Regions from separate parts of the Homo sapiens genome. Here region 2 is linked to region 1. Evidence: chromatin loops called from intact Hi-C (ENCODE). Cell type or tissue: PC-9. All regions are shown on one strand. Region 1 has its middle 470 kb from the start of CBLB. Region 2 has its middle 250 kb from the start of CBLB.

Region 1 (2,500 bases):
CAGACTAAGACAAAACATTTTCCATATGAGCTAGGAGGACAGTTATGTAGAACCTTGGGAACAGAAAGTTTTAAGACGTACACATACACACGCACACACACACACACACACACACACACACACACGCTCAATTTCCCTCGAATCAAGCTCCAAACAGCTGAAGCACTCTGAAAGTCCTTAAAATTGTATGAAAATGGTAATACCTTAAACAGTAATAATTATTTCCTCCCAGCACATTGGATGTATCTGAATATTTACAATCAACATTTTTAAAGAATGTGCCTTTCCATGTGACTATGCACAGGGTCCTCCCTGCAGATATTTAGGAGATAACATGTAATAGATATCCACAAACCCCATCTGACAGACGAGTTTCATTGTGAAAAGTCATCATACATCATCCTCTCAGATATGTTGTTTTCTAGTCTTTTTCATTTAAACATACTGTTTTTTTTTTAATCGAATTTAGAGACCTTTAGACTGGGGTGGCTCTGGCACTTCAAATTCTTTGGTGAACAAATCAAAGCCCAATGTAAACAGTAAATGGAAACTAGGGTAACTCTACCAATCAGAAATCACTAACTGTGGGAATAAGCAAGCAAAGAAGGAGAGAATGGAGATGCTGGAAAAAAATGGGGAGCAGAAGGTAAGGAAACCAATTTAGGAAGAGAGTAACTTTAGATAAAGGACTAAACACCACTTTCCATGGACAGAAATAAATCTCGAAGGGATGGAAAATAATGCAGGCAAGATAGTGAATTGTTGGCCAGGAAGCTGAGGGAGCAAGCGAATGAGGGTGTTCTTTTCTCTGAAAACAGAGGCTATCATTGACTGAAAGCGAGGTGGAGAATTAGATTTGAGACTTGTACCCTGTCATATTGGAAAACCAGATCCATTTTACATGAAGTTATACAATGTATTTGTGTTATAATATATTTTCAAATACAGCACCTGAAATAAGAACCCCAACCCCCAAAGAAAAGGAAAGAAAGAAAGAAAAGAAATTACTAACTAACTTCTAACTAGGAACTTTCCATTCTAACCAAAGTTGTTTTGTTTGTCGTGCTTCTGCAAACCCTTCAGAAAAGTTTCCCCTTTTGCCCCTCCTGGCAGAGTGCTAACCACTTGTGGTCTGAAGCTGCCTTGATTCATGAGTCACTGAATGCTTTAATAAATTCTTTAAAAGATAAATGTAATAAAGCTTTTCTTTTATCAATACCTTTCACCTGAGACCTTTCCTCAACCAGTTCCAAAATTCCCGAAGTAAACACATCCTGAGAACAGCTAGTATTTACCTTGAGCACAAATGATCTTACAGTCCAGGAATGCAGAATGGATTGACTAGCACAAATCAGATGATGGCATAAGTCATTTTCTTGATATACAGGTGGAGGTCTACTTAGTGACCAGAAGAATTAGTAAAACATGAGCAGTAGTTTCTATAATCCTTAGGGCACACTGCATCTGTCAATGAAATAATGTCTTTTAGAGCAGTTGCCTCATGACTACACTTCACATGTGGTACACTTGAGTCACAGGCCTTGTGGGAGGCGAAGAACAGGTGAGACAGGCAAGGGCTCAATGTCTAACATGCTGAGACAAATAGATTGAGACCTCAGAAGGGAGAAGATAGTTTCTTTCAAAACTCTTGAAATATTTAATATCCTGGAGTGAAATAAATCCTAATTTAGAATTCTGTTTTCTTTTAAAAATTTTTTATACGACCTGTGGCCTCTTTTGTATTTTTCTTTTTGTCATTGCTAGCTAATAGATATGACACTTCTATTTTAATTTTTTGATGTTTTCTTTAAACATGTCAGATAAGTAATAATCCTGCATCATTATCTCTTATTCTGAAATATAAGTAGCTTTCAAAGTTGTCAACTTATAGTGGGATTAAATGGAGGAAAAATAGAAGATTTTGATGCTAAAGAATATAGATTGGTGAAAGCAAACAATTAATCATCTAATAATTACTGAGCATGGTGGGACAATTATACTTTTTGCTGCCTCAAGGAGTTTATAATCCTTTGAGGAAGACAAGTCATAAATTAAAATTTAATAATCTGTAGCAAGGATCAGTAAACTTTTTTTTTTTTTTGGTAAAAGTATTTAGCTTTGCAGACCCAAAGGAAAAGTAGAAGACATTATATACCTAGTTACTTATAAAGAGAGAACACTCTTGCCTTGCCCTATCCCGTTTGCCTGGGATAGACTGTGAATGGCGGTGGGCCAGCTTGAACTGCTGCAGTCAGCTGGAGATATTCTTCAAACCAGGAGAAACTATCCTGAGGTGGAGGGGCCTGTTTGGGGGTGGAGTGGCAGCTACCTTGGTCAGATTTAGTCTCTGTCCCAGTCATACCCAGATCCTTGTATGCCTTCTTTTCCCAGAAAGCCCAGTCATTTCAACTTAGGCAGGTGGCTAGAGGCGTGGTGACTCATGGAGTTGATGATTTCCTGACCGAGATTCCACTACTTGGTGCCTGGCAGTTGCCAATTG
Region 2 (2,500 bases), 220 kb after region 1:
GGCTGAAACTCCCATATCCACCTAGTAGTAAAGAGGGTTTCCCCATCTCAGGTGGCAGTGGAGACTTGAGTAGGGAACCTGGACTTTTACTTCCACTCGGTAGTAAAGAGACAGACTCTGGAGTGCTATTGGAGAAATCCAGTGACAGCAGAAGGTTAAAATGAGATTCTGTGTCTTAACATTTTAAAAGTGCACATTTTGATAAAAAATAACTCATATTAAAAGCCAGAATGAACATGCTAGCATCAAGATAACAGAGATGTTAGAATTATTTGACAAAGATTTTGAAGCAGTCACAACATGTTTGTTTTAAAAGCAATGATGAACATGTTTGAAATAAACTGAAAACTAGAAATTATCAGCAAAGAAATTGAAAGCCTCAACAAAGACAAAGAAAAAATAAAGAAGAACAAAATGGAAATTTTAGAACTGAAAAATACAACACAAAAAATAAAATACTTGGTGGATAGGCTCAGTAGCAGGATAGAGGGGCAGAAAAAAACAGTCAGTGAACTGGAATATAGAAGAATAGCGAGAAAATAGACCGAAAGAAAACAAGCCAAACCAACCAACCAAACAAAAAATGCCTCAATGACATATAGGATTATAATACATGAATTAACATTTGTGTCATCTGAAAAATTGAAAAGAGAGGGGAGAAAATGTGGGGCTGAAAAAATATTTAAAGAAATAATGGACCTGGCATGGTGGCTCATGCCTGTAATACCAGAGGCCAAGGCGAGAAGGTTGCTTGAGCCCAGGAGTTTGAGACAAACCTGAGAAATATAGTGAGACCCCATCTCTACAAAAACAGAAACAAAAAATTAGTTGGATATGGTGGCATGCATCTGTAGTCCCAGCTACTCAAGAGGCTGAGGTCAGAGGATTGCTTGAGCTCAGGAGTTTGAGGTTGCAGTGAGCTGTGATTATGCCACTGCACTACAGTCTGGGATACGGAGTAGACCCTACCTCAAAAAATCAAAATAAAACAAACAAAATAATAAATATTGAAAACTTCCCAAATTTGATGAGACATACACCTATAGATTCAAGACGTTAAGCAAACACCAACTATGATAACCCCACAGATATCTATGCCAAGACACATCATTACCAAGCTTCTGAAAACTAAAATAAAACACGAAAAACAGGACTGGGCTCATGCCTGTAATCCCAGTCATACAGGATGGGGGCAGGGAAGTGCTGAGTAGAAAAGGGTGTGGTCCCTGGTGAGGGCTCCACCCTCCAGCCTATACCCAAGAATCTAGGTGAGGATAGGCACTCCTGTTTCCACACCCAAAATTGCATTTTCCAAGACCACTCTGGCCTGCCACGCCTCCCATTCTGTGCCTATAAAAATCCTGAGACCCTAGCGGGCATGCACACAATTGTCTGGACATCAAGAGGAACACACCAGCAAAAGAGCACATAGGCGGTGAACGTTGAGAGGAGTAGAGGAGTGGTAGAGCATACAGTCAGACACCAACAGATGCCAGCAGGCCATCTACCGTGGGACAACGAGGAAGCCGGTTAGGGGCAGCCAGACTCCAGGGGAAGACCACTTTCCCACTGCCTCCCCTTCTGGCTCCCCATCCATCTGCTGACAGCTACCTCCACTCAATAAAACCTTACACTCATTCTCCAAGCCCATGTGTAATCTGATTTTTCTAGTACACCAAGGCAGGAACCCAGGATACAGAAAGCCCTCTGTCCTTGTGACAAGGCAGAGGGTCTCATTGAGCTGATTAACACAAGCCACCTGCAGATGGCTAAGCTAAAAGAGCACACTGTAACACACACACACTAGGGCTTCAGGAACTGTAAACACTCAACAATAGATGCTGGTGTGGGGTTGGAGCCACACAAACCTGCCCATCTGCATGTTCCCCCTAGGTGTTTGAGCAGTGGGGCACCAAAGAAGTGAGCCACACTCCCATTGCATGCCCTGTGAGGGGAATAAGGGAAATTTTCCCATTTCACCAGCACTTTGGAAAGCCAACACGGGCTGATCACTTGAGGTCAGGAGCTTGATACCAGACTGGCTAACATGGTGAAACCCCATCTCTACTAAAAATACACAAATTAACTGGGTCTGGTGGTGCATGCCTGTAATCCCAGCTACTTGTGAGGCTGAAGCAGGAGAATCACTTGAAGCTGGGAGGTGGAGGTTGCAGTGAGAAGAGATCGTGCCACTGCACTCCAGCCTGGACGATAGGGCGAGACTCTGTCTCAAAAACAAAGAAACAAACAAACGAACAAAAAATCTGTAAAAGCGTACAGAAAAACCATCACCATATCTAAAAGGGAAAGGGAAAACTAATTTGAATATCAGGTTTCTCATCAGAAACCTTGGAGGTCAGAGGGAAGTGTCACAATATTTTTCAAGTGTTGAAAGAAAAAAAAAGTCATCCCAGAATTCTTTATCCCGTGAAAATATCCTTTAGGAATAAAGAGGAAACCTCTAGGATGAAGGAAAACTGAGGAACTTGTGGCCAGCAGA

The links. A loop is a pair of places that touch in the nucleus more often than their neighbours do. Peaks named below come from ENCODE experiments on the same cell type or tissue, not always from the same donor. Only the 100,000 strongest peaks of a DNase experiment are listed, where the experiment ranks them.
Region 2: a loop joins it to region 1, with 3 times the contacts of the local background. A loop is called at or near these places in 1 of 110 quality-filtered maps.

The regions. Positions count from the first base shown.
Region 1 is chr3:106,333,016-106,335,515 of GRCh38, reverse strand. No RefSeq gene overlaps it. Among named protein-coding and RNA genes, the nearest start is that of CBLB, 470 kb to the right of the region's middle. In PC-9, no CTCF peak of the experiment used is centred here; a DNase peak (open chromatin) is centred at 1,345; H3K4me3 peaks cover 609 bases; H3K27ac peaks cover 2,040 bases.
Region 2 is chr3:106,116,342-106,118,841 of GRCh38, reverse strand. No RefSeq gene overlaps it. Among named protein-coding and RNA genes, the nearest start is that of CBLB, 250 kb to the right of the region's middle. In PC-9, no CTCF peak of the experiment used is centred here; a DNase peak (open chromatin) is centred at 1,161; H3K27ac peaks cover 1,883 bases.